2 separate regions of the Homo sapiens genome follow, and region 2 is linked to region 1. A link is a loop called in an ENCODE intact Hi-C map of the cell type or tissue named here. Cell type or tissue: PC-9. All regions are shown on one strand. Links, peaks and the distances in the headings refer to the core of each region. The heading gives the core; the rest is flanking DNA. Region 1 overlaps NWD1 (NACHT and WD repeat domain containing 1). Region 2 overlaps SIN3B (SIN3 transcription regulator family member B).

Region 1 (4,381 bases), core at 281-4,280:
ACAATGAGTGCATAAGAAAAAAAGTAAAAGGGGCTGAGCACAGTGATTTATGCCTATAATCCCAGCTCTTTGGGAGGCCAAGGCAAGAAGATCTCTTGGGCCGAGATGTTCAAGACCAGCCTGGGCAACATAAGGAGACCTTGCCTCTACAAAAAGTTAAAAAAAAAAAAAAAAAAAAAAGCTGGTCATGGTGGTATGTGCCTATAGTCTCAGCTACTCAGGAGGCTAAGATGGGAGAATGGCTTGAGCCCAAGAGTTCGAGGCTGCAGTGAGCTGTGATTGTGGCACTGCACTCCAGCCTGGGTGATAGAGTGAGACCCTATCTGAAAAAAAAAAAGAAGAAGAAAAGGAAGGGAAGGAGAGTGGGGAGGGGAAGGGAGGGAAAGGAGAGGGAAGAGGGAAGGAACTGGAGGGAAGGGAAAGGGAACTGGAGGGAAGAGGGAAGGGAAGGGGAAAGGGGAAGAAAGGGAAGGGGAGGGAAGGGGAAAGGGGAAGAAAGGGAAGGGGAGGGAAGGGGAGGGGAAAGGGGAGGGAAGGGAAGGGGAAGGGAAAGGGGAGGGAAGGGAAGGGGAGGGGAAAGGGGAGGGAAGGGAAGGGGAGGGGAAAGGGAAGGGGAGGGGAGGGAAGGGGAGGGAAGGGGAAGGGAAAGGGGAGGGAAGGGGAGGGGAGGGAAAGGGAGGGAAGAGAAGAGGAGGAAAGGGGAGGGGAAAGAGGAGGGAAGGGAAGGGGAGGGGAAAGAGGAGAGAAGGGGAGGGGAGGGGAAGGGAGGGGAGGGAAGGAGAGGGAAAGGGAGGGAAGGGGAAGGGAAAGGGGAAGGAAGGGAAGGAAAGGGGAGGGAATGGGAGGGGAGGGAAGAGGAGGGAAGGGGAAGGGAAAGGGGAGGAAAGGGAAGGGGAGGGGAGAGGTGAGAAAGGGATGGGAGTGAAGAGGGAGAGAAGGGGAGGGGAAGGAGAGGAGGGGATAGGGGAGGGGAGGGGAAAGTGGAGGGGAGGGGAAAGGGGAGGGAAGTGGAGGGGAAGGGGGAGGGAAGGGGAAGGGAAAGGGGAGAGCAGGGGAAAAAGGAGGGAAGGAGAAAGGGGAGGGAAGGGAAGGGAAGGGGAGGGAAGGGGATGGGAGGGAAAGGAAGGAGAGGGGAGGGAATGAGAGGGTAGGGAAGAGGAGGGAAGGGGAAGGGAAAGGGGAGGGAAGGGAAGGGAAGGGGAGGGAAGGGAAGAGGGAGAGAAGGGGAGGGGAAAGGGAAGGGAAGAGGGGGGAAGGGGAGGGGAGAGGAAAGGGGAAGGAAAGAGAAAGGGGAGGGGAAGGAAAGGAAAGGGAGGGAAGGGAAAGGGAAGGAAAGGAAAGGGAGGGAAGGGAAAGGGAAGGAAATGGAGGAAGGGGGAGGGAAGGGAAAGGGAAGGAAGGGGAGGGAAGGGAAAGGGAGGGAAGGGGAGGAGAAGAAAGGAAAAGAAAACAAATCCCATCTCCTCACTCTCTGTCCCGATGAGGTGGAAACAAAATTCTGTATTCTCAGAGCTTGACGGGCTCTGATTCAGCACCACCCATTTTACACATGTGGAAGAGGCACACAGAAGGAAAAGGACTTCCTTTCTTTACTCCAGGACATTCAGAAAGTTCAGTTTCTTAGTGTCTAGGCCCACGTTTTCTCCAATATATCTTGGCCCTTCTCTCTCTGCAGTGATATTTTAATCAAACTCCACCAGGCAGAGATCCTTGGGGTGTGTTTGCCCAATTCATTGGCAAATATATATTTTTTTTCTTTAGGACATCAGCCCTTGTTTTTCTACACCAGTTGAACTCAGAGATGTCAAAAACATAATCCTCATTCTCAGCCAATATAATTTCTTTCTTTCTTTTCTTTTCTTTCTTCTTCTTCTTCTTCTTTTTTTTTTTTTTGTTGTTGTTGTTGTTGTTGAGACAGAGTCTCCCTCTCTCACCCAGGTTGGAGTGCAGTGGTGTGATCTCAGCTCACTGCAACCTCCACCTCCTGGGCTCAAGTCATTCTCTGGCCTCAGCCTCCCGAGTAGCTGGGATTACAGGTGTGCTTCACTATGCCTGGCTAATTTTTATATTTTTAGTAGAGACTGGGTTTCTCCATGTTGGACAGGCTGGTCTTGAACTCCTGACCTCAAGTGATCCGCCCACCTCGGCCTCCCAAAGTTTGGCCTCCCAAAGTATTGGCCTCCCACAGTGCTGGGTGGCATGAGCCACCGTGCCCGGCCATGGCCAATGTGATTTTGTTTCTGAGTTTTCTTCAACTAAGGCAGGGTTTCTCAGCCATGGCATTGCTGACTTCTGGGGCTGAATCTTTCTCTGGGATGGGGTTGTCATGCGTTGCTGGGTGTTGAACAGCATCCCTGGCCTGCACCCACCAGATGGCAGTACTGTCCTTGAGCATCCTTGTCCCCATTGTGGCACCTCAAGATGTCTCCAGAAACCGATATGTGTCCGCTGGGTGAGCACTGCTAGACTAGACAGACACTTATGACCACACTGTGATGCAGTCCCCTTCCCTACCTAAGAGCGAAGTGAATGTCACAGGCCAGAGTGTGAATCTGTGCATCTGAGTCTGCGAATCTAATCCTTGCTGTGCAGCTTTGGGCAAGGGACCAAATCTCTCTGTGCCTCAGTTGTCTTATCTGTGAAGTGGGGGGCTCATTAGAGGACCCCATAGCTGAATACTTGGACACAGGAACTGAGATCATTGCTGTTGCCTCTGTGTGGCTGCAGGCATCACCGCCATGGCATGGGGTGTGGAGGAGAAGCTGCTGGTGATTGGCACCCAGGATGGCATCATGGCTGTGTGGGACATGGAAGAGCAGCATGTGATCCACATGCTAACTGGACACACAGGTGAGACTTGGGAAGTGGGCTTTGTGGTCAGCTTCCATAGTGAAAAGTTGGTTCTCAGAGCCCCTTCCCCACAGATTCACTTCTCTGTATTGAAACCCTGGCCTTTGTTCCTGCATCACTTAGCTATAGTTGCATAATGAACCATCCCCAAACACAGTAGTTTCAAACAAGCCATTTCTTTTTCTTTTTAAATATGGGATCTCACTGTATTGCCCAGGCTGGAGTGCAGTGGTGTGTTTATAACTCACTGCAGCCTCAAACTCCTGGGCCAAGTGATCCTCCTGCCTCAGCCTCCTGAGTAGCTGGGACTACAAGCACATACCACTATACCCAGCTAATTTTTTAATGTTTTTAGAAATGGGGTCTTGCTATGTTGCCCAGGCTGGTCTGAAACTCTTGGGCTCAAGTGATCCTCCCTCCTTAGCCTACCAAGTAGCTGGGATTACAAATTTGAGCCACAAACAAGCTATTTCTTTAGCTCACTTCCTGTGCATTGGCAATGCAGGCTGGACGCAGCTGGGCAGTTTTCTGCTCTCAGCTGGGCTTGCTCATGTATCTGCAGTCAGTCAGTGGATTATCTAGGAGCTGGCTGAATCTGAATATTTTCAAATGAGGCAACTCAACTTTGCTCCACGTGGTCTGTCATCATTCAGCGTCCTTCAGGTCTCTCATCCCCAGCAAAGGCAAGGTTTCTTTTTTTTTTTTTTTGAGACGGAGTCTTGCTCTGTCGCCCAAGCTAGAGTGCAGTGGTGCAATCTCGGCTCACTGTAAGCTCTGCCTCCCAGGTTCACGCCATTCTCCTGCCTCAGCCTCCCGAGTAGCTGGGACTACAGGCGCCCGCCACCATGCCTGGCTAATTTTTTATATTTTTTAGTAGAGACGGGGTTTCACCGTGTTAGCCAGGATGGTCTCAATCTCCTGACCTTGTGATCCACCCACCTCGTCCTCCCAAAGTGCTGGGATTACAGGCGTGAGCCACCGTGCCCAGCCAAAGGCAGGGTTTCAAGAAAACAAGTAGGCACTCACAGAATCTCTTAAGCCTGGACTTGGAGTTGGCACCTGGTCACATTCACATTCTCTTGACCAAAGGAATTCACAAGAGCAGTCCAGTAGGGAAATAGGCTAAATAGGCTTTCTGCCTTCTTTTCTTTTCTCTTTCCTTTCCTTTCCTTTCTCTTCTCTTTCCTTTTCTTTTTCTCATTCTTTTTTTCTGACAGGGTGTTGCTCTGTTGCCCAAGCTGGAGTGCAGTGGCACAATCTCAGCTCACTGCACTCTCAGCCTCCTGGGCTCAAGCAATCCTCCCATCTCAGCCTCTTGAGTAGCTGGGACTGCAGGCACACACCACCACACCTGGCTGATTTTTGTATTTTTTGGTAGAGACAGGGTCTCACTATGTTGCTGAGGCTGGTCTCAAGCTCCTGAGCTCAAGCAATCCTCTCGCCTTGTCCTTCCAAAGTGCTGAGATTACAGGTGTGAGCCACTACACCCAGCCTAGGCTTCATTTTTTGATGGGAGGAGCTGCAAAGTCAC
Region 2 (4,381 bases), core at 74-4,073, 71 kb after region 1:
TTGGGAGGCAGAGAGCATCTTCCAGTGGAGACTATGGGCCCAGGGGTTCCACCTCCTGTGTCTGCCCTGCAGAGCCCCACCCTGCCTGGGACCCCAGCCCTGTGGGAAGGTGCAGGAGGGCTGGGTCCACAATCATCGCTTCCCCTGTTGGATGAGACTGATCTGGGGCTCCAGCAGGTTGGATCTGGAGGAGCCAGTAGCGGGGGTGGCCTGTGGCCTGGCCCTGACCATGGTGGTAGAGAGCAGAGATGGGCGAGGAGGGGCCTTAGACAGGGCTCAGGGCTCACCCTGCACAGTCAGCCTTTCTCCCCTGCCTGTGGCCTGAAGCTGCCAGGGCCGCCTGTTCCGATTCCTCTTTTTTCCCCCACTATGATCATAAGACTTTTTTAAAAATTGAAGTGAAATTTATGTAACATCGAATTCACCATTGAAAGTGAACAATTCCATGGCATGTGGTACATCCTCAGTGTTGTACAACCTTCACCACTACCTAGTTCCAGAACATTTTCATCCCCCTGAAAGGAGACCCAGTCCCCATCAGCAGCCACCCCATTCACCTCCCCCAGCTCCTGGCAACGCCCATGTGCTTCCTGTTTCTGTGGATTTGATTCGCCCATTCTGGACATTTCAGATGGGTGGAATGTCACCATATGTGGCCTTTGTGTCTGGCTCCTCTCACTCAGCATCATGTTTTCAAGGTTTATCCATGTCGTACCGTGGATCAGTGCTCATTCCTTTTCCTGGCTGAATCATATTCTGTTAGATGGATGAGCCACATTCTGTTTATCCGTATTCTGTTGATGGACATTTGGGTTGTTTCTGCCTTTTGGCTGTTGTGAACAGTGCCGCCATCAACATTTATTGCACGGATTTGTTTGAACACCTGTTTTCAGTTCTTTTGGGTAGACACCTAGGAGTGGAATTCCTGGGTCACATGTTAATTCTGTTTTTGACTTTTTGAAGAGCCTCTAAACTGTTTTCTACAGTGACCGCACCATTTTACATTCCTATCAGCAATGGACTGCGGTTTCTGTCTCTCCACATGTTGGCCAACATTTGTTCTTTTCCAGGTTTTTTTTTTTTTTTTTTTGCCTTTTGTTTTTAGTAGCCATCAGTGTGTGAAGTTTTATTGCATTAAGGTTTGTTTGTTTTTATTTTTTGAGACAGGCTCTCTGTCTGTCACCTAGGCTGGAGTGCAGTGGCGTAATTGATCACTGTTCACTGCAACCTCCATCTCCCAGGCTCAGGTGATCCTCCCACCTCAGCCTCCTGAGTAGCTGGGACTACAGACACCACCACGATGCCAGGCCAATTTTTGTATTTTTTGTAGAGACAGGGCTTCGCCATGTTGCCCAGGCTGGTCTCGAGCTCCTGGCCTCAAGCGATCCACCTGCCTCAGTCTCCCAAAGTGCTGGGATTACAGGTGTGAGCCACTGCGCCCGGCCTACTTTTATTTTTTAATTGTAGAGACAGGGTCTCACAATGTTGTCCAGGTTGGTCTCAGACTCCTGGCCTCAAGCGATCCTCCCACCTTGGCCTCCCAAAGTGTTAGGATTACAAGCATATGCCATTGTGCCCAGTCCATGGTTTCTTTAAGTGGCATTTATGCAGGGCACCCGGCTAGCTCAGTCAGTAGAGCATGAGACTCTCAAATAACATTTATTACCAATTTAGCTAAGATTTTTAGTGTGTATTGGTTTATTAGAGCTATCTTGTATATTTAGAAAGATTGGATCAACTTTTTAAAATTATTAAAAGCACTGCATCTGTTGTGTGAAGTATAATCTTTATGTTAACTTTTGGACATATATTAAAACTGTAGGAAAAAGAAACCAAGATGAAATTTGGCATTGCTCTAATTAAATTTGACTGGCCTGGATCAGAGGTTGGCAAACCTTCTCTACAAAGGGCCAGATAGTAAGTATCACAGGCTTTGCAGGCCAGTTGATCTTTGTGTAAAGATTCACCTCTGCCCTAGTAGCTTGAAAGCAGTCATGGAATATGTATGTCAATGACTGGACAGGGCTGTGTGCCAATAACACTTTATTTACAAAATGAATGGGTGTGGCCGGGTACCAACAAAACTTTATTTACAAAATGAATGGGCATGACTGGGTACCAATAACTTTACAAAAGGAATGGGTGTGGCTAGGTGCTGATAAAAAATTTTATTTATGAGAACAACAGGCCCTGTGTTAATTTGCCATTCCCTAGCCTAGGTGGTCTTTGGGGGTCCATCTAGCTCAGATGTTCACATAATTGGGAGATTAACTGAAAAGCAAGAACCATGTGAACTGTTGGGGAAGATCTGCTATACCTGCTTGGTGAGCTTGGCTGGACGCATGGCGGGTTTCCCCTCCAGGTCCCCTGTTCTTGTTCAGCATTTGTCATATGGTCGCCCAGCTGCATCTTTTGGGAATCAGTTTACACCTGTTCCAGCATATACAAAAAATAGCCAAGCGTGGTGGCTCGTGCCTGTAATCCCAGCTACATAGAAGGCTGAAGCAAGAGAATCACTTGAACCCAGGAGACGGAGGTTGCACTGAGCTGAGATCGCACCATTGCGCTCCAGCCTGGGTGACAGAGTGAGACCTCCGTCTCAAAAAAAAAAAAAAAAAGATGTACCAGTGGAGAATTGTGTAGATGCCAATTTCTCCACTTACAGCTCTCGAAATAGCCTTGAATTTTGGGTAATTATTCCCCCCAAATAATTCCCCCCAAAACTCAAATAGCCTTGAGTTTTGGTAATTATTCCCCCCAAATTATTCTTCTAAGTCTTAACTGTGGCTAAATAATAAGTCTTTTTTAGTAGTAGTAGTAGTATTGTGGCTAAATAATGTCTTTATTATTATTATGGTAAAAATAGTATACACTAATGAAAAAATAAGTATTAGCAAGAGTATCAAATTTTTAATGCAAACTTCCTCTCCCTTGACTCAGTTCTTAGTCATTCTTCTCAGAGGTTAGCACTTCTAAGTGTCTTGTATATCTTTCCAGAAATTTCCTCTGCATGTGTAACAAATACTTTTTACAAAGCGACACACGGCATCCTATTTGTTCTGCCCCTTGGGTTTTTGGGGTTTTTCCTTGTTTTTTTTTGTTTGTTTGTTTTATTTCAGGTATGCCTGTCCCTAACAGCAGCCCAGAGCCAGCCCATAGTATCTGATCGCTGCGGGCTGATTTGTTCAGATGCACCATGACTTGTCCATCTCACCCACACTTTAGGTCTTTGGGGGTGTCTTTGCATCCAGGTCCTGTGGTGGCAGGGGAAGGCGGAGTACGATGGAGGTGACCGCAGTGGCACAGAACGTTGTAGGGCCTCTCCAGCTCTGCCCACGTCCTGCAGAAAAGCTGCGGTCTGTCCATCGTCCCCTGCCTGTCCAGCCTTCCAGTATGTTCATAGTAGACTGTTGCAGAACAGTTCTTTGTAAATGTCATTGGCACCCTGTAGGCACCCTGCTCGGGACAAGCATCCTCGACCTGTTAGCCGATGGCTGGAGCCTGGGAGGCAGGCCCCGAACCAGCCACGAGCCCCACTCTGCTCCCAGCAAGTGACGACATCATCCCCCAGAAACGTTTTGTCATTCATAGAAAAGACTTCAAAACCTGGCCCCAAGGCCCCCACCAGTGCCCTGGCAAACATCAGCCACTTCCCCTTGCTGCCTGTTTCTCTGTCCACTGCACCTTGTGTTTCTGTGGTGCCGGCATGCACACGGCGAGATGCCCCACCAGTGGCCGCCACATGAGCCCCCGCACGGGAAGACCCAACTCAGCTGTCTCCCTCCTGAAACCCCCAGCCCTTCTCCCTCCCTTATCCATAAAGGCCTCACAGGAGCTTTCTCCCAGCCTGGCAGTGTTAGTCTGTGATGATTCGGTTACCTTGGAATGTGAGCATCTTGCTGGAGTCACCTCACGCATGGACGGAGCATCTGGCCTGGTGCCCGTGGCCACCATTGCCCACCGGGCTGTGGGCTGAGCTGGAAGCAGCTCTGCATGCTCAGGTGCATGGGTCCAGCCACGTCTCCGGTGCTGACCACCTCCCACATGTGTCCTTAGTTCACAGGAAACGGGCCGTGCGAGATGCACAGCGTGCAGAAGAACGAGCACGACAAGACCCCGGAGCACAGCAGGAAGCGCTCCCGGCCCTCGCTCCTCCGCCCCGTGTCTGCACCCGCCAAGGTACCTGTGAGCCACATGCAGCCATGCCTGCACGCGGGGCCCCCAGCAAATCGGGCCTTCCCAGCATGTGACCAGGGAACAGAGGCCCCAGCAGGGGTTCGGGGCTGGACCGGGGGCTGTGTGAGGTTCACCGGCAGTGGGACCGTTGGAAGTCAGCTCTCCTCTAAGGTGGCTGTTCTTCCGTTCTCCCTGTCCTGTGAGA

What was found. Peaks named below come from ENCODE experiments on the same cell type or tissue, not always from the same donor. Only the 100,000 strongest peaks of a DNase experiment are listed, where the experiment ranks them.
Region 2: a loop joins it to region 1, with 4 times the contacts of the local background. A loop is called at or near these places in 12 of 110 quality-filtered maps.

Annotation. Positions count from the first base shown.
Region 1 is chr19:16,776,616-16,780,996 of GRCh38, forward strand. It overlaps NWD1 (NACHT and WD repeat domain containing 1), which reads left to right. Exons shown (of 19, transcript NM_001007525.5): 12 at 2,728-2,850. Among named protein-coding and RNA genes, the nearest start is that of SIN3B, 51 kb to the right of the region's middle. In PC-9, for the core only: CTCF peaks have their summits at 2,405 (motif pointing right) and 2,606; a DNase peak (open chromatin) is centred at 2,386.
Region 2 is chr19:16,847,356-16,851,736 of GRCh38, forward strand. SIN3B (SIN3 transcription regulator family member B) reads left to right here. Exons shown (of 19, transcript NM_001297595.2): 6 at 4,057-4,179. Among named protein-coding and RNA genes, the nearest start is that of SIN3B, 20 kb to the left of the region's middle. In PC-9, for the core only: no CTCF peak of the experiment used is centred there; a DNase peak (open chromatin) is centred at 2,026; H3K4me3 peaks cover 393 bases; H3K27ac peaks cover 1,891 bases.